3 separate regions of the Homo sapiens genome follow, and regions 2 and 3 are each linked to region 1. The links are chromatin loops, found by intact Hi-C in ENCODE. Cell type or tissue: natural killer cell. All regions are shown on one strand. Region 1 overlaps SLAIN1 (SLAIN motif family member 1). Region 2 has its middle 43 kb from the start of SCEL. Region 3 overlaps SCEL (sciellin).

Region 1 (8,000 bases):
TTTTTTTTCTTTTTTCAAGACAGGGTCTCATTCTATCTATTGCCCAGGCTGGAGTGCAGTGGTGCAATCTTGGCTCACTGCAGACTCAACCTCCCAGGCTCAAGTGATCCTCCTACCTTGGCCTTCCAAGTAGCTAGGACTACTGACATGTGCCACTATGCCTGGCTAATTTTTGTATTTTTTGTAGAGACGGGGTTTCATCATATTGCCTAGGCTGGTATGTTACTGATTTTTGTAATTCAGACATAGAATTGTATATTTCTATCAGCTAAATTTCTTCATGATACATTTGGCCCATTCTCCTAACCTCCTGACATAAAATGAGTTGTTAGTCCTCTCGGTTTCTACTATTGGCAAATTTCATAGGTTGTTTATGTGTCCTTATACAAGTCATTGGTTCTAAATATTTAATAGGTCAAGCCTTAACATAGAATCCTGTGGCATTCATTCAAGCATTCACTGAGAGTTCCTTATGTTCTGGCAATACGTCAGGCACTGGGAACAGAAAATCAAATAAATGATGGCCCAAGCCCAGAGGGAGCTTACAATCTAGTAAGGAAGACAAACATATTAATAGTAAAACATGGTACATTGAATAACAGAGGTAAGCACCGAAAATCTAATCCACTCTAGTATTGTTTGGGGGGTATTTGAGAAAGTGTGTTAGGGTGATTAAGTAAGCAATGAAGACTTCCAAAGGCATGGTATTTGGACTGTGTTATAAAAGTAAATAGGAGTAAACTGAACGAAGAAGGAAAAGGAAGAATGCTAGGCAGAGAAGAACAGCACGTGGAGCTAGAATATGATAGCAGTTAAAAGCTCTGGGAGTAACCAGACCTAGGTCTGCCTCTCTGCTCTTCCAACTGTATGGCCTTAGACAAACTGTTCCTTAACCTATCAGAACTGTTGCCTCTTCCACAAAATAAGAATGGCAGTAGAAACTAATTCATAGAGTTGTTGGTAGAACTAAATAAGATAATGAATATAAACTAGTTAGCACAGTTCCTTGTACAGAGTAAATGATGTCACTTGGTTGTTAGGAACTAAAACATAAAGAAATGAAAGATCGCTGCATGTTAGGGAGATACAACCTGACACCTAAAACTAAGTTTGAGGGAGAAAAGCTACAAACCATTTTGGATGCAGACTTAAAACATCCGGTTGACGACTCTTGGCCAGTACACTCAGAACATGCTCAGCCTCCCAAGTTTGGGCATTTTTATGAATACTGGTAATATAACCTTGTGCCTTCCTCCTGGAAGTCAGTGTAAGACTTAACTGCAACAACCCATATAGACAGCATGAGTAGGAATAGGGGGATGCCGAAGCAGCACATCCCCACATAAAGTGAAGATACACAGCACTAGGCCTAATGCTAACTGTGTCACTCACTGCTGGGTAAAACATAGAAAGTAAGTAACAGAATGTGGGGTAAGCTAAATAGAGTGGACAAAAACTACTTTAGACACTCTAAAATATAACTTCATTTAGGGGGAAAAAGACAAAAGTATGCATAGGTGAAAAACAAGACAAAAGGAACGGCTAAACAGAATTAAGTGTGCTTATTCAGGTAGACAGCTAGAAGGAGGAGGATCTGCAAGGAAAACAATTTTTGTATGATGAGTGGATAAATCAATCACCATGTAGTACTTCTACTATCCTAGGATATAAAGGACTACAAATAATTTACTATTATTATACAAATAACAATTTACTATTATTAATTGATACCACAGGCACTGGTAAGTAATTTATACCACAGGCACTGGTAAGTTGAATAGTAAATATACTATTTGAATAGTAAAAATACTATTCAACTCTAATGGTGAAATAAAAAAATAAGTTACACGGCAAGGAAAAAAGTTTAGTGTTCTTTCAAGTAAATACAAAGAAATAAAACAGACATTTTCCTTACAATTAAAAATTATAAAAAATTATACAATTATACAATATATAATTATATCAAATAATTATACTCACTACAAGATTGTATTCTTGAAATTCCATTTCCAGCTCCATGCAAGCTTGAGTCAAAACTCTGACTATTTCGCACGGTGACCGGAGAACTAATGTTGCTACTAATGGCAGTTGTACTTGGCATCCGGGCTAGGTTAGGCATACTTCTTCGGAGCTTATCTGGAAAAGAATTTTACTAAGTTAAAAATGACAGATGTTATGCAACCAAAGTACTAGCTTTCAAAAGCAAATAACAAAAGTCATATTGTGCTCAATAATAAATACAAATTATTACATGTTGATGATCAAGCTTTCTAACCTATTGTACAGGAAAACACCCTTCCCAACCAGAAGGGTTCCCACCAAATAAGCATGTGTGATGGTTAATATTGAGTGCCAACTTGATTGGATTGAAGGATGTAAAGCATTGCTCCTGGGTGTGTCTGTGAGGGTGTTGCCAAAGGAGATTAACATTTGAGTCAGTGGACTGGGAGGGGTAGACCCACCCTCCATCTGGATAGGCACCATCTAATCAGCTGCCAGCATGGCTAGGATAAAAGCGCAGAAGAATGCAGAAGGAGCAGACTTCACCTTTCTCCTGTGCTGGATGCTTCCTACCCTCGAGCATCAGACTCCAAGTTCTTCAGCTTGTGGACTCTTGGACTTACATCAGTGGTTTGCCAGGATCTCTCAGGCCTTTGGCCACAGACTGAAGGCTGCACTGGCGGCTTCCCTACTTTTGAGGATTTGGGACTCCGACTGTCTTCCTTGCTCCTCAGCTTGCAGACAGCCTATCATGGGACCTCACCTTGTGATCGTGTGAGTCAATACTCCTTAATCAATGCCCCTTCATATATACATTTATCCTGTTAGTTCTGTCCCTCTAGAGAACCCTAACTAATACAATGTGTTAAAGGAGAACGAAACTTCTATAAAAAGACTTAGGGACTAGCTAAGCAGTTAGCTATCTGTTCCTATTCAATAAGTGGCTAAAACTATATTTAAAAAGTTAGAAAATAATCTTATAGCCATTAAATTTACCAAAACAACCCTAGAAATTAAGTTACATGCTTCTTAAAAAAAAAAAAAAAAAAGAACCCTAGAAGAATCAAAACCAACATTTACTGAATCTTTTGCTACCATATCAAAATGGAACAAATTAATAAAATTCAAACTTCAGATGTCTTGAAATATCCACTCATCACATTAACATGACCACATTAATCTCTGGAAAGTTTTAACTTTCATGAGTACGCCACCAAATGTTTGCAGATAAAAAAGACCAAGAGAATGCTTCAATTTTTTTGCCTTGCTAAGTTCATCTTCTGCCACCAAGAGGCAGCAGAGAGTCACATACAGATCTCAATGTTGAGATGTGTGAAATAACACATGTGAAATAAGCCAGCCACAAGACCACAACTCTATGAGACACTTTTTCCTTGATCAATACACATCCCCCAAAAACTAAAGTACCTATGTCAGGTCATTTAAACTGAAAAAAAAAGCATATATACGAGTACTAAGCCATAACTAATTCAAGGACAAAACTAATTCAAGTACTCGATTCCACTCTTCCTAGAGCACAGCATGCGTCACCCACTTGCTGAAATCCCTCCAACTCCTCAATTCCTCCCCTGCTCCCTCTTCTGAAAGGCCAAGCTCCTGAGCACAGCCCAGATGAGGGCTTCAAGGCCCAGGCTCTTTATACTTCTCCAGCCTGGCCTCTCAGCCTGCTCCCCGACCACAGGGGTGAACTCTCTCATACCTGTGAGCAGGCTGGTCCCTCCATGTGGACACCCAACCTCACTTTGGAGAAGGAACAAATGAACAAGGGAACAAACATCTATTGTGTTTACACTAAATACCAGACACTCTGTGAGCTGTTGGGGATACCACAGTGTATTAGGCAGATACAGTCCAGAGTCTCATTGAGTTTATAGTCAAGATTTATGGTCTAGGTTTATAGTCTAGACCAGTGCTTCTCAATCCTTCCCCACCCATTGTTGATCCTAAAGAGAAAATCTAAAATAAATTTAATTAAACTTAAAATTAAATTTTTTCCCAAATAAAATAAATATTAAAGATTAACATTTTGATAGGGGTAAACCATGGAAGATCATAAATCATTGTAATATCTAAAATTTTTTTCACCCCTCCAACTTACAAGATATTTTTATCTTTATTGATATATACCGCAAAACACTAAAGTGCACATATCAGAGCATTCAATCTTGTGGTCATTTTCTTTCAAGCAAAACCAGAAAATAATGATATACTTGAATGCTAATCCAAAAGGCATTCAAGTCAAAATCAAACTCAGCTCTTCTTATTCCCCTTTCATACACTACTCCTTTGACATTACTAACACCTATTAAATGTTGCCATGTCCAGCAATTTTTGCTCCCTTGGGGTGGAAAAGGCAGAAGATTAAACAAGCACAATAAGTATACTTAGATAATATGTATAATAAGAGAGCATAAAAAATTGTAGAGAGTGCTATGGTAGAAAGCACAAAAGAATATTTTACTCATGTGGGTCTTACTAATACTTTAAGAATTGGCACAATTATCCCCACCATAGAGAAGCTTTTCTATGGACTTCCCAGCTGGAAGTATCTACCTCTCACACATTACTTTCTGTGTGTAGTTCTAGAGTAAGGATGCTCAAATATTGCCACTGACTGTTAGATTCCTTGGCAATTTTCCTCATTATCTTCTTGATGCCTATTTTTAACAATCATACGTCTCGTATTCCCAAATTCCTATTAAAGTTCCCAGCCTCACAGAGCAGGTACTTTATATATCAGCAAATATTATGTGTATGATTTGGCAGACAGTGTGTAGTAAGAAGGGAGGAATTAGAAGGATTCATCTCTACATAATCTTAGTGGCCATATCTAGATCTTTTGACTATTACAAAAACTGGTGTAAAAAAGACAGCCTCTATCAGTACTAGACTATTTTCACTATACATATTTCCAATACATATATTTTTAAGCAGCAGGGAGGCACAGGAACATAATTATATGCTATTGAGAAAATTAATTGAGCTTCTATATTTCTTTTTAAAATCTCTCTCCAACTATTTACTATAATAGTTTTCATACATATAGAAATGTTAAAAAATAGTATCATAAACACCTGTTTTTCCACCTGGCTATACTGGTTGTTTCCATTTTGCCATATTTAATTCATCTCCACATGTACTTTTGTTTGCTTTGCTAAACAAGATAAAACTTCAGACATCTTGACACTTTAAATGCATATTGATCTCCTGAGAAAATTCTATGGAATCACAATATTGTAATCACATGTAAACAAATTAACAATATCATATGATAATCTGCATACAAAATTTTTCAGACATCCCAAGAATATCTTTCACAAGCTTTTTCCTCTAAACCACGATCCAATCAAGGTCCATACGTTACATTTGGCTATGCCTCTAATCTGTGTTAGTCTTTAAAACCAATCTTTACTCATATTTAAGCAACAAGTCAGTTTCACAAAGCTTTAATCCTGAAATATGCTCTTAAAAATAAGGTCTTCCAAGTGTAAATATTTAGGACACTATTCCCCTTGGAACAAAGCTGTGATCTCCAACTTGTGTCAGACCATCTGGAAATGAGGTACATTTCCTGTCAAACAATGTGGAACGTTTTAATAACCACATATTCTTTAAAGTTCAGGGAACCAAAAGTAATGTTCTAGTTCTATCTTCACAAGAAATCAGCAGTTTAATCTTCAAGGGCTGAGATGCAGCAGGAAACTGGAAGAATAGACCAAGTAAAGAATTCAAATGAGCTTGCTCACATTAAAGAGGCAGCAAGACTCATCACTCTATGAACAAAGACTCAGGAATCTTTAGGACTAAAGGAGACACTCATTGTCCACCAAACAGCTAGATCTAGGCATCCAGGCAACACAGGCTCCAGGGGAGGTCCTCATGATAATAAGGACTACATCATGCCTCCAGTAACCCCTGCCATACCGTAGAATTATAAAAAAGTTGGTAAAGATTCTACAAGTTGAGTCATTTTGATATTTAGCAAGTTATTCCAGTTATGCTTCTTTTAATTCTATGAATCTCAGAAATATCCCAGAAAGTTTTATGAACCATCTCTTTAAATCTAGGCAGTGTAGGAACTACAAAAGCAGTAAATATTAATATACATTTCTAGTTTATTCTCAATTATTTTAAAATGAATCAACAGTTTACAATTATTTTCTATCTATATTATTTTGATAATTTAGAAAAATATTTAATAGATTAGCTTCAAAGTTACCATTCTTATTTCAGTTTTTTGCTCAATATTCTATAGTAACAAATGCAGGCTAGGACATCTGAATCATATGTTAATAAAAGTTTAAAAACAAAAGGGGAGAAGACAACCTTTATTTAGCACATCCACTCCAGGCTACATGCAATGTAACATTCATTATTTCATTTATTCCTTATAATATATTTAGGTGGAGAAAATGTGTACCAGATGGTTTGGTGTGAAATTATACCTAAGTTTCCTAAGAGACAGATATCATCTTGTCCACATTTTAGTTAGGGAAACCGAACCTTAGACAGTTGAGAAACACAGGATCTACTGGACTTCAGAGCCTCTGCTCTCAACCATTAAGCTAATTAGTCAGAAGTCATATCCAGAAGATTGCCTTTGTATTCCATTTTTCTTGTATTGTGAAAACTAGACATTTTAGGCAAAATAAAACTACCATAAAGGGACCTAAACTGTGATATGTCTCCACTTTCCTGTGAAGAGTATCCCAGCACAGGATTCACAGAAACCTAATCCTTTTCAAACGGTGTTTGATGGAAGTGAATACCACTTTTCTGAGGTGCAACAAACAGCTAAGCGGAGAAAAATGATCCCATTGACAATATCAATCAAGATGCAGAGCTAGCATCTGCTTGGCAACTTGACTACGATGTTCTAAAACACTTTAAGTAAAAAAAAAAAAAAAAAAAAAAAAAAGCTTTAGAGAAATAACTCTAGGTGCCCTCTCAATTTTAATAAGATGTTATGACTTCCACTAAGCACATGGAATACATTGTCTTTCTGATCTATGAGCTTTAATATGTTAGTCATGATGACATTTTTTAGCCACCACTCCTTTAAACTTGAAATCTCAAGGTAGTAAGAGAAATTACAAATACAAAATTTTAAATATTTCCAAATGATCTCTTAATTAGCATCAGCATGAATGATACCAGTATAAAGGAAGAAAGGGTAAAAACTAAATACAGGGTTATGGCTGATCACTAATACAAAATTTATATTTGGCCTATAAATATTTTTAAAGACCATTTGATCACATCTGGACCCAGCTTTGAGAAATAGTGCTATATAATAATTAAGAACTGTAATTGTATAATTATAAATTTTTTTATTGGTTTGTTTCTCCATAATATATAGAATTTATGTGTGAGGGTTCAGGTGATCATTAGTACAAAAACACAACAGGCTTAGAATATTACATGATTGCTTCTCCCATAGTTCTTAGAAGTCAGAGTCCAACTTCTGCAAGTGTGGAAGAAAGATAAATGATGAAGAGATAGAATAAACGAATGACACAGACAGCAACCCACCATGTTGACAAGACAGATCAATTTCCCATTACCCTGTCAAATGCTAATGGAAAGCAACCTCCATGTTCCTGCTGCTACACAGATCTTAATTCTAGATGTCAGGAGATCAGAGGGAAAGACACATCCCAAACTTGCCTAGATCTGGCTGTGTAAGAGCAGCATCCTCTGCAAGCATCATCATTCATGCTTACAACCTCACTCTGTGCTAGGAACAGACAGTAAGAGACTGAAGGCTGTGGACAAGGTAAGGAATGACAACTCACAGACTTTGCCTCCATGGGCTTGACCACAAACTTCTCAGCTTGTACAACCCTGCCTCTGCCACAGGCACCAGCAACAATGCAGAGATGCCGCACATTTATAACTCATTCCGAGCCAGCTATGTCATGAAGGTTTTCTTGAGGCTGTGCGTTTATAAATCTGGGACACGTAATCAGAAGCCAGTC
Region 2 (8,000 bases), 260 kb after region 1:
TTTTAGTTACTTAGGCAGATTAGGTTTTCCCTAAATAAAGTGTCGGCAATGCTATTTTTGCACAGAGATTCCAAATAACAGCCCTGTCCTATCTAACCTATAAATTCCAAATGTGCTGGATTTGAAAAACTATGATACCAAATATACAAACTAAAAACACTAGTAATGTAAAAAGAAAAAAGTAATCATTTATAACCACCCATTCTAAAAGCAATTGCCGTAAAATGAAATTTAGAGTCCTGTTGAGTGTGTCAAGGACCTGTATAGCAAACCTACAGAAAAAAGCCTCTTTTTTTTTTTTTGTCGAGGGGATTTATACTCTCTTCATGTCTGCTAATTTATTCCAACTGCAAAAGAAAACATTCAGGATGAAAAATTATAGGAATAAATAAAGATTCACACATTTACAAATGAACATTAGCACATGCAATTTTTACAAAGCTTAAGTGAACTGGTAAGTACCTCTTGGAAGCGTTGTTATTATTTCAGGACAGATGAGCAGGCCAAATAAAAACTAAAAACAAAGATCAATGTCATAAGATATTTCAATATATTATAAAGCTATAGTATGTAAGATATTCATATTTGCTGAAAAATATATATATATATAAACAAACAAAACCTTGACCATATCATAGATTTAAACCTTCAAAGTTAAAAGATTTAAATTTTAAGTCCAAGCCTTTTTTTGAAAAAAGAAGAAATCTGAAGTATTGGAAAACTTGATATAAAATCTTTTGAACACTATGTCAAACAATTAAATGAGAAACTTGAAAAAACATTTGCAGCAAATTCAATAAAGTTAATTATTTTAAAACAGATACAGATAGAGCTGCACAACAATGTGAAGATACTTAATGCCCAGAACTGTGCACTTGAAAATGGTCAAAATGGTAAATTTTATGGTTTATGTTTATATTTTATCACAATAAAAAATATACACATGTGTAAATTCAGTAGGAAAAAAACTAAGGACCTAATATATTCATGGGAAAGAGATGGCTAGTTACTTCAAAAAATAAAACATCACTTATCAAATATTTGGGAAAGTGGTCAACCTCACGGATAATCAATCTCAAAAGCAGTATGGTCCTATGATGGTCTATCAAAAATATATCTCCTGCAAAGGTTTTTAAGGAACTAAACCCAACCATAGGTTGTAGTCTTGTGAAATGGGTACATTCCAATATCAGATCCCTTCCTGATGGGACCACAACCTGTCATAACATCTTTAGAAGCAATTGACATACTTTAGAAGGTATTGCCATGGGTGTGTTGGATTGTTACTCAACAGCCATTTCTCTTATTCTAAAATAATTAGACTAAAATAGTTTCCTAACTTGCTAAACTGCAAAAGCCAGAAAGCTGAAACTCCATTTTCCAGATGCCCTGGTCGCTGCAATTCTGACATGGTTTGTGTTGGTACAAGTCAATGCCTCTTGGTGAGATTTGAGAAGCAGACATGAGGCAGAGGCCTTTTTGGCTGCTTGGCATTTCTTTTGGCAACCATAGATGTAGAGGCATTTGGGTTTATGATGACAGAGTTAAGAGAACTACAGTGTCCCTTCACTGTCTTTACATAGGTCAGATCTGAGGCATCCATTTGCTGGCATGAGTTTCAGCCAGCATGGTGTGGTTCTGGATCCTGCAGTGCTGGTGGTCACTTTTCAATTCAGCAGGTGGTTTCCTGACCATTCATAAAAGAGGCATCAGTACCCTTGCTGGCCCAATTCAGAGGAAAGCATAGAGAATTATTCCTGGAAGTTCAATCTAGACTTTCTCCCCGGATTCTGTAAGGCTTTTAATATCTTATAATAAGTATTTTTCTATTATTCTCCATGGCTTTGTTCTCTCACTGAACCCCAGTTGATATATGCATCAAAAATATTTTAAATGTTTATATTTGTGGCCTAATCATTCCACTTCTGGAATTTTAGCCTATGAAAATAATACTTCAGATGGATAAGGTTTGTAAGCAAAAATATGTACTATAACATTATTATTTCAACAATGGGGACTAATTAAGTAAAGCACTGTTTTCCTGCTTTTATTCCAAAAGACAATGAAAATTACGTCAGGTTTGAACAGGGGAGTGATATTTTCTGACACGGTTTTAAAAATCATCACACTTGTGCCAAGAACAGAATGATTATTATTTTTGAAGCCAGGTGGTGGATTCAGAGGAGCTTACTCCAGTCTTCTTTCTACTTTTGTGTACACTTGAAATTTTCCATAATAAAAATAAAAGAACAAATGTCATGCAATATGTAATGTAACACCAACTACGTTAAGAACACTCTGTGTAGGAGAAAATATAGAAAAAAAACCTTAAAATTTTGAGGTTGTTGTTACTATACCTCATTTGAATATCTTTCCTGTGATTGACAGAATTCTAAGGACCCAAAACTATATATCATTCCCTCCTCCCCGAGTGTTGGCTGGTCCTGTGAATATGATGGAATATTGTTCCTGTGATTTTATTTTGTTATATGGCAAAAGTGAAGGGATTTCACAGAGGTAATCAAAGTACCTACAATTGACTTTGAGTTCGTCAATAAGATTACTCCAGAGTGGGTCTGACCTACACATGTATGTCCTTTGACAGGGGCCTAGACCTTCCCTGAAAGGAAAGATTTCTGTGACCTTGCAGAAACAAGCCACCATGAGTTCTACAGCTGCAGAAAATGAATTCTGTCACCACAACCTTAGCTTGGAATGGGACCCCAAGCCTCCAACCAGACCATAGCCCTGGCCGACACCTTGAACACAGCCTTGTGAAACTCTGAGCAGGGGACCCAACTAAGCCAAGACAAGATTCCTGACCCACAGAAGCTGTGAGATAATAAATGTATATTGTTTTAAGCTACTAAGTATGTGGTGATTGGTCATGCATCAATAGAAAACTAACACATTTACTTTTCACTTTTCTGAATTTTCTAGATTATCTATAATAAATATGTTTATTTTATAATAGAGGAAAAAACTTTTTACAACAAAAATAAAAGAGAATTAATGTGGATAATTCAGGCTATATATTCCAGAAAAGAGAACTGACATCATTTTTCTTCATGTTATTAACAAAGTACTGCATTAAATAGGAGGAAATTTTCTCTTTGTACTTTAATGCTCTGGATCAAATCCAAAGTTACCCAGCTCAAGGCTAAAAGTGAACACACTCCGTATAACTGAACTAATGGTTTCTGAAACAAATGTACTGAAAGATAAGCCTTTGCACCATTCTTCTCTTGCTGTACTATGATTCACTGAAACCATCCTGAATAAACAGATTTTAATTTTGGTTTAGATTCCAACACCCAGCAGGCTACCCCACTGATTAATGATGATAAAACTAAGCAGAAAGGGAAGCCATTCATGAAACAAACAATATAACCATCAATCAAGCTCACAGCTGATAATATTCAGATACTGAATAGTACTTGACTCTCTAGCACCACTCCATGGAGACCTGCTGAGCAGCTAAGTGCTTTAAAATTAATAACAAGATCAGCAGTGCAAAGGTTGATGGTGTCAATGGGGATGAGGACTCAAGGATATAATGCAGTATTTACGGATCATCCATGATGAGCTAGTTTCTCTACAATGCATGCTTAGTTTAAATCCTATATTAGGATTTAAGCTTCTATATTAGAAGTACAAATACTTCTTTCTCTGACACGCATCTGCCTCCTGCATCAGTCATATGGGGAAGTTAAATGGAGACCGTTGCATCTTTTGTTTTTGTTTTTGTTTTTTTGTTTGTTTGTTTCTTGAGATGGAGTCTCGCTCTGTCGCCCAGGCTGGAGTGCAGTGGCACGATCTTGGCTCACTGCAAGCTCCGTCTCCTGTGTTCACACCATTCTCCTGCCTAACCTCCTGAGTAGCTGGGACTACAGGCGCCCGCCACCACACCTGGCTAATTTTTTGTATTTTTAGTAGAGACAGGGTTTCACCGTGTTAGCCAGGATGGTCTCGATCTCCTGACCTCGTGATCCGCCCGCCTCGGCCTCCCAAAGTGCTGGGATTACAGGTGTGAGCTACCACGCCTGGCCGACCCTTGCATCTTTTAAGTCCCTACTGGTAAATTTTTGGTTCCTTCAGCCAAGTAAAATTGTTTTCCATTTACTACTTTATGTATTTGGTGTTGTGTATTACTACATTATTTATTCAATCTATGTCTACACTGGGCACCACAAGAATCCCAGCCCTATTTCCCTCTATTCTAATCCCAATTGGCTCCATGAGAAATGAAGAATTCCTCACTCCTCACCCCACCCCTAATTTATTTTTGCCAGGACATTAAATCACTACCTGACACACCATATATTTCACCTGTTAATTTTTCTTCCTCTAAAATTTTCACTCCACTAAGGCAGAAAATTTTGGTTGGTTGGTTCACTAAAATATTACCAGTCCCCAGTGTCTGACACACAGTAGGCAATCAATAAAAATTGTTCAAATGAATGAACAGATGAATGAATGGTATTCCCAGGAACTAGCTTAATTCTAGTTTAACTCTGAGCAACTGTTGTATTACCCCTAAAAGGTCTAGACATTTCTCTTTCCCAATGCACAGTCATCCCAATAGCTGAAGGTCCCTTTGCAGAAGGCTGGAAGAAATATGCTTATGTGATATGAACACAGAGTTCTTTTTCAAGAGTACCTAGGCATCCTTTTAGTATCTGAAAATTTAAGTTTGGAAATTGGTAAAAGGCCAACACTTTCTTATGTGGTTTGAATTTAGGTCCCTGATGGCCATACCTAGAGTCTTTGAGTTTTGGTTGGTGTTAGTATTATTTTAGAAATCAAATATTCTCTTGCTGGGTTGTACATATAATTTATTTCTAGGACACCAATGACTGATTAGCAAATGTCAAAGATTTCTAGGGTTAGACCATTTTGACGACACACTGACTCCCCCTCCACCTTCTCCACATCTGCCCAGACCCATTTGCGTCCAATGTTTAAGTGCTGCTATGGGGCTTCTGCTACTCTGGGATCCTAGTATCCCAGTGAAATCAGAGAGCTCATTTCAGCTGTGTCTCCTCTCACTGCATTCTAGATCCACAAAGAACATCCTCTATAGGGATTTTTTTAATGCTGGAATTCTCTTCACCAATGAATTTCTCAATGCATGCATCAACAAGGCCTTGGAGCCAGAGTTAAGAATTAAGAAATTGATGGCACACAAAAAAATTCCCTCCCACTTTCCTACATCTGTTTCATTTCTTCCTTTATAGTATAACACAAATATCTAGGCCACCGCTGAGTCCAAGTTTCATCAGTTGACCACAATAAGTAACTACAATCAACCCCAGTTGAATATTGTGTTCAACCTAGTCACAATCTAGGTACCCGCACCTAGATTGTATATAGATGAGGTGCAGGTACATATATTGACATATCGTACTTGATCTCAATCACAGTCCTCCCACTTTAGTCAACATCCTCAGAATTTATTGCCACGTGCATCAGCCAGATTTTTGCAAACATAGCAGCAAAATTTTGTAAATTTGGGGAGTTTGACTTTAAAATAGGCTCTGGGACATGCCTACCTTGGTTGCAGGGGAGGACAGTGCACTGGCATGGGAAGATTTACACACTGAGCAACCCAACTTCTCTCACGTCTCCACCCTGTGTTGGCACCTACTTAATACCCTATGTCAGAGCCCCAACTTTGATCTAAGAGGCTAGAAAAGGTTATACATTGATGTAAAGAAGCAACTTGGAGGATAAATCTTTGAGTGTGGGTTCCAATTCAGCACTATCTTAGAAAGAGACTAGTTTTCAGTGGGTGGCTTGAGCTGAGAGTTGAAGACTTTCAGTTTGTCATTTTCTGCCATTGAAGTGTCCATTGCTTAACTCTACAATCCTTGAATTCCTCCACACCCTTCAACCACTCTCTTGCAGCATACATTTTTCCTCCCAAACCTAGCATTCAAGGGGGCTATCACCCGAGTGGACACAAGTGATCATTTGATTAACTGTTTTGTTTTGTTTTGTTTTTTCTTCACAAATTTCGATGGATGCTCAGGTTCAGTTTCTTAATATCAACCTGATTTCCAATTCCCCTTAAACCCTACCAAGACAGAGAATAAAGTACAGTTTCCCTCCTGTTTTCCTGAATAACTGTTGCCTACAACTTCTGGCACAATTTTCAGTCACAGTCAGGACTTTTAGATGCAAATAATAGAAACTGACCCTGGTTAATTAAAGCAGAAACAGAAACTATTTAAAAGATGTTGGATAGCCCATATATTCTCTGGGAGGGCTAGAGAAGCAAACTTATGGATTTTACAGCTGGAAACAATTCCCACAGTCAAACCACAAGACTTATCAGGTAAAGACATTGGAACTCCTGCTGGACCCAGACAGCACAGCACCTTCCAGCAGCCAGTGACCAGACCCTGGGTGCTGCTGCAGGAACTCTACTGCCACTGCTGCCTTTGAGAACCAAATATGGTTGCCGCCTCCACCCCCAAATGTTGTCCAAATATATTCTGGGTGGTGTGTGCTTCCTTGTGTCCCAGTTTCTCATAGTCTCGAGAGAAGATGGATCTGATTGGCAGAGCCCAGCCCCATGCCTTAACAGCAAGAACCCTGGAGAGGTGAGTAGCTGGATGGCATCAGAGGGAGAGCATTTCCCAAACATAGAGAGTGGGTTCTGATACCTGGATGGCAAAAAAGAAATTGGTAAATCTCCATCATACTGGCTTTATGAGAAATGATAAGGTCTGTGAATACAGACAGCCCCAGTTTCAATTTGTGCACTTTCTTCACTTTCTATTTGACATTGGGCAAGTTCATCTCTCCGAGCTTTGTTTTTTCTCGTAAGTAAAAACCTTCCCTTGCAGAAATTAAAAAGTAAGTTATGTGGATAAGATAATTCAAAAAGTGAAAGCTATTACTTGAAAAGATAATTGAGATATATATAATATTTTGTGAGGCCTCATCTTGGTAAAATATTCAACTTTTCATATATTTATGCCTATTCTCCCTAACTAGAGGATCATGTTTTATACTAGTTTGTATGTTTTATACTAGTTTGTATTTCCGCAGAGCAGTAAACACACAGATACATACGTGTGCACTTAATAAATGAACTAATATCCCAGATTATAAAATAAAATGAGAAATAGCGAACACTGATGCAAAAAACTGAAGAGGATACAAAAAAATGGAAAGCTATTCCATATTCATGGATTGGAAGAATTAATATTGTTAAAATGTTTATACCACCCAAAGCAATCTACAGATTGAATGTCATCTCCATCAGAATATCGATGACATTCTTCACAGAAACAGAAAAAAAAAATCCTAACCATTTACATAGAACCACAAAAGACCCAGAATAACCAAAGCTATCCTGAGAAAAAACAACAAAATGAAAGGAATCACATTACCTGACTTCACAAATTACACTACAGAGCTATAGTAATCAATACATCATGATACTGGCATAAAAACAGACACATAGACTAATGAAACAGAATAGAGAATCCATAAATAAATCTATACATCTACAGTGAACTAGTTTTTGACAGAGGTGCCAAGAATGTATATATTGGGGAAAGGACAATCTCTTCAATAAGTGGTACTTGGAAAACTGGATATCCATATGCAGAAGAATGAAACTAGACCCATATGTCTTGCCATACACAAAAATAAAATCAAAACGGATTAAAGACTTAAATATAAGACTTCAAACTATGAAACTACTAAAAGAAAACTATTGAGAAACTCTCCAGGACATTGGTCTGGGCAAAGATTTCTTGAGTAATATCCCACAAGCACAAGCAACCAAAGCAAAAATGGACAAATGAAATCACATGAAGTTTAAAAACCTCTACACTGCAAAGAAAACAATCAACAAAGTGAAGAGACAACCCACAGAATGGGAGAAAATATTTGCAAACTATCCATTAATCTCTTGTCAATACTTTACAAGAACCCCATTCTGTGGGGTTCTGTGGGGTGTTGTTGACTACAGTCAACAATAATTT
Region 3 (8,000 bases), 160 kb after region 1:
AGAAAAGATTCATAAGCTCATGAATATAAAGTATTTAGCACAATGCCTAACAAGTCATAAATTCCTGATTAATTTGGGCCATTATAATAAATAATGCCCTGTCATTACTAAATTTTTTGTTTAATAAATGCTTGCTATACTTTTTTTTTTTTAAGACAGAGTTTCACTCTTGTTGCCCAAACTGGAGTTCAATGGCATGATCTTGGCTCACTGCAACCTCCGCCTCCCAGGTTCAAGCAATTCTCCTGCCTCAGCCTCCCAAGTAGCTGGGACTAAAGGTGTGCACCACCATGCCCAGCTAATTTTTGTAGTTTTAGTAGAGATGGGGTTTCACCATGTTTGCCAAGCTGGTCTTGAACTCCTTACCTCAGGTGATCTGCCCACCTCAGCCTCCCAAAGTGCTGGGATTACAGGTGTGAGCCACCACGCCCAACCTAGTAAATGCTTGCTATACTTATTTTTTAATTGCACTTAGAAACACCAAGACTTCGACTTAGCCTTTAGAGAGAGATGCAATTGCTAAGTCACTTATGTGCTTGAAGATGCCTGGCACGATGACACTATAGCAAGAATAGCTGCTGAGGGTAGTCCTCTTAGAGACCCTAAATTAACAGCCAGTACATAGGTGAATCCTGTCAAGTAGTTTTAGGTATCAATGGTAGAATTGTTGCCTGAGAATAAATACTGAAATACAAAAGTTGCTGCCTCTAACAACAACAAAAAAATTAATGCTCTATCCTTGTGTGTGACAAACACTACCCAGTCCCTTGACACAGTAACCCATTACTGTTTCTTGCTTGATATTCTACCCACTAACTCTGAGACTAACAATCTGTTCATGTCCCCAAGGGAAAGAGCAAACCCACGAGTCCTATAAATTTTAGCCCCAGGCTTTCCTGACTGGCATGAGTCACAATGATGAGATTATCAGGATTTGGAGTTGCTTTATCCCAAGAAAATTAGCATAAATCATGAGAAGACACTCTGTGGCAAATTAAATAAAATGGATACTGTATTCCAAATAAAAAACTTAAGCTTTCAAAATGACTTTAAATTGATGAAAGCTTTGGATATTAAGTTTCACCATTGCATTTGTAACAAATTAAATGCTCTTAATCAGATAGCAGTAACATTCCATTTCACAAAGAGCAGCTCGGATAACTAAAGCCATTTCTACTCCCTGTGGATGGTCCAAAGAAACAATACTCTATGATGACTACCATGAACATTTTTCCTGATCCCTGTCAAGCAGCAACTTCTCTCTGTGATAAATGTACCTGGCTGTGGAATTTGAGCATTATGGCTAGGGAGCAGGGACAGGAAAGTTAAACTAACTGCCTCTCTGACAGTTTTTATTTGATTTACACCAAACCATAATTTCCCTTCAGAGTCACTCACTTATCTGTTTCTCAGATATCCCGATCACCCACCAAACCACTGTCTAATCCCTACTGGAAACAAAATATTACCTGCAACAGAAATAAATCAATAAAATTAGAGATCTAGACACTTCAATGAGGGAAGACATGGAAATGAAACATTCAGGACAATTTCTATAGACTCTGTCTGGATTCAGAGCTCCTATTTTGTTTATGAATTTGCACAGAAAAGCCAAGTGTCACATTTTCTTCTCTTCAATTCTTTTGACAGAGACTGCAATCTCTAACAACACTCTTAGCATTACTAAAATCTATTAAACAAGGAATATTTTTGAGAGCTTTGGACTTAAACAATGGAATATTATGATTTTACCATAATCTATTAAACACTGTGTACAAAGCATCATGTCACACACTGTAAATGGCAAATAAGACAAAATATCTGCCCTGAGAGACTATAGAGATGATAGAGAAGGTAACACACTTATGCAAATAACAGGAAACAAAACTGAGTATGATTCGCTCTTATAAAATATGAATAGTGCAACTCTAAGTGCTAATAGAGGCAGAAGTCACATCTCACTGGATCACTCAGGGAAGACAACAGAGAAGGTGCCACTTGATCCAGATCTTGAACAATGGGCAGGGCTTGGATGGATTGGCATGGTGGCTTGAGGCTGGAAAAGGCTACCATGTGGTATAAACAAAGCCAGAGTATTTGGAAACTACAGAGAGAAAATGGTTTCCCTTGATATGAACGTAGGATAAATATAGGAGTGAAAACAGAAATAACTGGAATGTGAGGCTGGAGCCAGGTTCGCAAGGGCTTTGAATGAGGTTATATGCCATTGAATGGGCAATGTGGATCTGGTTCAGTGATTGAGCAGAATCTTTGGAAAAATTATGGCATTGATGGGTGATAATAGTTTAGTGGAAGGAAAGCCTGAAGAGTGTAAGTAAAGCTGAATAACTACTCTAATAATCTGTGAAGGAGTCAATGAGGTTTTAAACTAGGGGAAATCCGTGTACACATGAGGGACATTTTAGATGTTTAATTCGTGCATGCATGATACTACTTAAGGGGAAGGGGAAGGAGAAGGAAGAATCAAGAATTATTCCAGAAAGGTGAGTCTGCAGGAATTCAAGAACAGAGAAGTGAGGAACAGCACATTTGGGAAGGAATTTGGATATGACCTTGGACATCCTGAGGGGTGGTGCTAGGAGATGAGTGGAGATCTGGACCAGCAACATAAATACAGGACTGGATATTTGGAATGAGGCTTGACAGCTGAGGTCACTGGGTGAGTAAAATTGCCAGAAAAAGCAGCAGAGTTGGAAGAGTGTCCATAAATGTTGGCACCATCCACTATTCAGGAATACTTATCTGGAGAAACTGATGCTTTCTTATTTTAAATTATATACGATATACAGCACTAGGATTTTGTTCATATTTGGAACTTTTAAAGGTGTGGTTAAGCATTTTTGAAACACCAGGGAAGATAAAACCCAAGCTCAAAAGCTCTGAGATCTCACCCTTTGTCACTTCTCTGAAGTGAAGTGGCCACTTTGACGATGTTATCAAGATCCTGACTCCTTCAAACAATGAAAAATAAATACAGGTCAATGATAGTCGAGCTATTTTTGAAGGAGCTAAAATTTCTCATTTGTTTTCAGTAAATAAAGTAAATAGTCTAGGTGGTGTTCAGGAATTACTGAGTTTAACAGAATGACAAAATGGTTCTATTATGTCAGCTCATGGCACACAGAGACACACACATCCCCCACTGACACACACACACACACACACAGACACACACACACACACACACACACACACACACACACACTCCCCTCTGTTATTCCACCTGGGTGTTGGCTCTGCCATCTAGTGCTCACTGAAATAACTACATTTTCTCCTGAAGACTTGTATTGCCAGCTCCCAGGTTCTATGTTACAAAAAGGACATAGAAAACAAAATCCATTTAACTGACAAGTAAACACAGAAGTGAGTTCAAAAGGTTTTCTACCAGAACCAAGCAGCATTAAGCAACAGATACAATTAATTAATTAATTATTCCTTTTCACCCTAAAGGGGTGAAAATGTTTGTCTTCTCAGACTCTAGAATAGGTGGAAGCACCTGAGCACATAGAGGGCTCATGTATTCCAAATCAGATCAATGCCAATATCCCTGGATCATAAAAGGAACAATTAGGAAAATTCTTATAGTAATTAAGAACTGTGGGCTGGGTGTGGTGGTTCACACCTGTAATCCCAGAACTTTGGGAGGCCAAGGAAGGAGGATCCCTTGAGGCCAGAAGTTTAAGATTAGCCTGGGCATCAAAGGGAGATCCCCATCTCCACATACAAATTTCTTTTTAAATTAGCTGGGTGTGGTGGCCTGTGCGCGTAGTCCCAACTACTCAGGAGGCTAAGGCAGGAGGATCTCCTGAGCCCAGGAGTTTGAGGCTGCAGTGAGCTATAAGTTCTCTGCTGCACTCCAGCCTGGGTGACAGAGCAAGATCCTGTCAAAAAAAAAAAAAAAAGGAAGAAGAAGAAGAAGAAAAGAAAAGAACTCAGTATCTCATAGATGGTTAATAAGGTTCCATGAAGAAAGGATTTTGTAGCCAAGTAAGTTGGGAAATGTAACCGACTTTTGCTGATTTGGAATACACATAAGCACACTAAAGATTCTGAAAAGTTCTGTGGCAGAAAACTCTATTAAACTGTGTTTCCTAAATGTAGTGAAACACTGAACTCTTCTTTTGCAGAACATGCATTGACATCCTGTGGCACATAGAACACAGGTTGGGGAATGCCAAGAGTGGTGCTGTAAGCTCCTCAGAACAAGGGAAACATGACTTTCTCCAAAGAAGAGAATACATGTGATGTGTCTTTTAGAATGGCACTCTTCTGAAAGTCAAACGGGGATAATATAAAAAATGAAAAGTATATAAGTTTTAAACTTCAAAGTAATTTTTTCAGTCATAAAAATCTTTTGACTGAAAAATTATCATATTGATAGACCTATAAAATTGCACTGTTTAAAAACTATTTTCAAAAAGTAATTTTTTTCCTTAGAAAAGGGAGAAAAAGAAGACACATCCAGAACAAATGCTAGACTAAATAGGATGTGCAAGACAACAAGCATAAATTAGAAGTGTAAATCGGGAGACCAGACATTTGGGGAATGCCACCTTACCCTCCCCCCCGACGACATTTGGTGAATGTCCCTTAACAAATGGCATCAATGTGCTTCTTCCTGATGCTGCAGGATTTTGTAACACAAGTTCAACTGAACAACTGTATTTCCACCTCTTTATACATCCACACCAACTATATCATAGACCTCAGAGCAGGTCCTGGGAATAAAGAGGTGAGCAAGCTTTCCTGCCTTTAGTGGGTTTGATCTTATCCTGTTACCTTGTTCACACCATTTTGGTAGTTTTCTTAATGGAAAGTTTGGGATAGAATTAAAAGGAACAAAATTCTGAAAGTGCCTACAAAAACATTTATTAATATTTTGGAGTCAGTTGGAAAACTGATTTTGTCTACCTTATTATTAATTGCCTTGCATTTTTTAATGTGCTGAGAAAGCATACTTTATCATTACTACAGTTACATAGATATAAATAGAAATCAGTGTACCTTATATTTCTTTCAGCAGATCTGTTGGTTTCTGTATATACACCTGGTTTAGGTGGATGTATCTGCCTATATTTTCAAAGTTAGAAGATTATATCAGTCAGAAAAGAAAACACTTTTTGATAAATTGAAATTTATTTTAAAAAATTTATGTACAAAAAGATCAGTGTTTGTTGGAACCATAACACTACCTGAGATAACAAACTTAAATTCTTTGGGTTGGCGGGAACTCCAGTATACTGAGTTTGTAATTTAATCTATCTTTATCGCATATTTGTAAACCACTGGATCTATCTAGACTTATAAGTTCTAAATATGTTTATGTTGTTTTTTGTTCTCCATCAATAAAGCATTTTCATACTTATCTCTATCAGATAATGATATAACATTTTAAAATATTAATTTTTGTTATGGGCATCAAAGGGATTTTTTTCTTAAAGAATTATCCCATTTGAATACTATCAAGAAATATATTTGTTCATAAAAGGTGGGAAGAAGAGTCTATGTTTCAAGTACACCTACTACATTGGGAATGACCATACTAAGCTGACAGAATTAAATTTTATTATGTTAGGTTCTGGCACAATTTAAGACTTTTCTCTACTCTTTTTTAAAGTATCTGGTTGACCTACTTATACATTCCTACTTGTTCTCAAGAAGCTATATTCGACTATTTTTTGTACTCCTGAGGACATGTGTTAATTACATAGGAAACACTTCCATTTCATATTCTTTCATTAAAATCATCTTGCTGTGATTAAAGTAGTCAGGACTTTAAAAAAACATGCAAGTTGTCCCAATTTTATTTTTTAGATCATTGGTAGAATAAAGAAATTTGAGTAGTAAGTTCCTGTGAAATTTAGCTTCCTTTAAATTTAAACAAGCTTGTAGCTCTAGTGATGCTGATTTTAGATTAGAATATCGGTGGTACTAAGGCCAATTAATTTTAGCCCCTTAAAACAATTCTATTCAAATTGGGATTTAATTGCTCAATACTAGAAGAGTTAGAGGAAAAATAATGTAAGATTAAAAAGCTTGAGAAGATATTTTTAAGAGATCATTATAACCATCATACAAACAAAAAGTTATAAATCTGATCTATATTTTTAATTAGTTCAGTGAAGAAATATTCTCTTGACTCAATTTAAAAAATTATGCTCTCATCCTATGGACAAAATTTCAAAGATCCTGTGCAGTTTCACTGAACAGAAATTCAAACCTGGAGTTTTAACACCTATTGCTACATGGTCCTGCTGCCCAGTCAAAACTTTGTAACTGAAGTTACTCTCTTAATGAAGAATATTTCTATAATTGTGTCTACTAAAAAGTAGTTCTATGGTTGTGTCTTATTAAAGAATAGTTTCATAATTGTGTCTTACGTGGTGTCAAAAAAATCACCATCGAAGAGCAAAAATACAAAAGAAGCAACAGTAGGCAATCAAGGAGATGTAATGTAGTCAATCTCCGTTGAGTTACTATTTTTTAATCTCACAATAATAATGGAAATGTGGGGTGTACATCTTGAAAAATTGTTCAAGATATATTAAACAGTTTAAATGTAACACATGGGAAGAGTTCAGATCTCTGAATTTGTTTCCAAGTATTAATTATAGAGTGACAGAGATTCAAAGCTGAGAAGCAAGTCTATTTTTCCTGATTCAGAGACAAGTCAATTAGAACATCTTTCAAAATTTGTGATAGTTTTGAAATAAATTACAAATCCCTTCAGTAAAAAAAGATTAAAGAACTACTCAAAGGTATTTGTAACATAAGCAAGGATTTGAGTGGTAACACAAAGTTTCAAGAACATCGTTCATCAGAATCTGTATCTCTTAGTGGGAAACTTAACTTGGAACAAACATGAACAAAAAATACATTTTTAATATGGTTTATATGTATATTATATGTGATACATGTCAAATACATATATGTATTTATATTTGTATATTAGGAGCAAATATATAAAAAGTCTGTGTACAAACACTTTCTGAACATGAATATTGTTCCATTTTTATCTTGAAGGCATATTTTCTTAAGACAAGTTAGCCATTAGTATTCAAAGACAAACATAAATAAACATATGTGTTGGGAAATAAAATTAGAAAAAGTTCTACAGGCGCTTCTTTAGGGAATGTGCACACAAAACATTCATGCTTTGCCCACAGCGGGTCACAGTCCATTTACTTTCATTTCCCTTGAACTTCATTTTGTCAAGAAATTCTGGAGTACTAGGTCTTACCTATTATCCTGTCTCAGCTGGTTAGGAGAAGAAACAGGAGAACTGGGCTTTGGAGGTATTGGAGGGTGAACACCTGGTTCCCTTTAAAACAGAAAACAGCAGTTCATTTCACCATGGAAACATGGTAAATTTTAGCATCTATTAACTGAATGCATTTATTGCCTACATAAAAATATCCTTTGCATCTTACAACCCCCATGTGTGAGGTACCTGAAAGGTCAGAATCCATGGAGCACTAAACTTTAAAGAAGTCAAATATTGAAAATATGTGTATTTTTAAAGTTTATTTAATCAGGTTCTTGAAAACCCAATCCTCTTTCACTATAGTTTGGACTATACTATGTTCTTTAAATAACTCAATATTTTGCTAGTATATCTAGCTCTAGTCATGGCATTTCAGGTCAGCAGTGCATGAGAACTGTAAATGGTCCTTGGGTATTAATATATAAGCTTCTTTGGGGATTATGTCAACTATCAGGCTGCTATGGAAACAGCAAGAAAAGGCTTTAATTTCAGAGACCTCAAGGTAGCATTGATTTGAAGCTCTTAACTAAATCTGACTTAAATATTGTCAGCACAGGCCACTTTGATGCTGACAAAGCATATATACAATCTACCGTCAGCCTAAACTTTCCAATGAAGCACCACAGCAGTCTCTGAGTTGGCAGGACTTAATGAGGTAGGAACTGGAGATGGGCAATTATGTGCACATTTTGGATGGAGTCAGCACCTTACTAAG

Evidence for each region. Peaks named below come from ENCODE experiments on the same cell type or tissue, not always from the same donor. Only the 100,000 strongest peaks of a DNase experiment are listed, where the experiment ranks them.
Region 2: a loop joins it to region 1, with 6 times the contacts of the local background. A loop is called at or near these places in 49 of 110 quality-filtered maps.
Region 3: it touches region 1 in a loop (9-fold over the local background); 79 of 110 quality-filtered maps call a loop at or near these places.

Annotation. Positions count from the first base shown.
Region 1 is chr13:77,747,339-77,755,338 of GRCh38, reverse strand. It overlaps SLAIN1 (SLAIN motif family member 1), which reads right to left. Exons shown (of 7, transcript NM_001242868.2): 5 at 1,981-2,136. Among named protein-coding and RNA genes, the nearest start is that of MIR3665, 53 kb to the right of the region's middle. In natural killer cell, a CTCF peak has its summit at 3,319 (motif pointing left); a DNase peak (open chromatin) is centred at 3,298.
Region 2 is chr13:77,488,522-77,496,521 of GRCh38, reverse strand. No RefSeq gene overlaps it. Among named protein-coding and RNA genes, the nearest start is that of SCEL, 43 kb to the left of the region's middle. In natural killer cell, no CTCF peak of the experiment used is centred here; a DNase peak (open chromatin) is centred at 3,451.
Region 3 is chr13:77,588,486-77,596,485 of GRCh38, reverse strand. It overlaps SCEL (sciellin), which reads right to left. Exons shown (of 33, transcript NM_144777.3): 10 at 7,262-7,342; 11 at 5,026-5,091; 12 at 2,913-2,972. Among named protein-coding and RNA genes, the nearest start is that of SCEL-AS1, 14 kb to the left of the region's middle. In natural killer cell, no CTCF peak of the experiment used is centred here; a DNase peak (open chromatin) is centred at 3,235; H3K27me3 peaks cover 195 bases.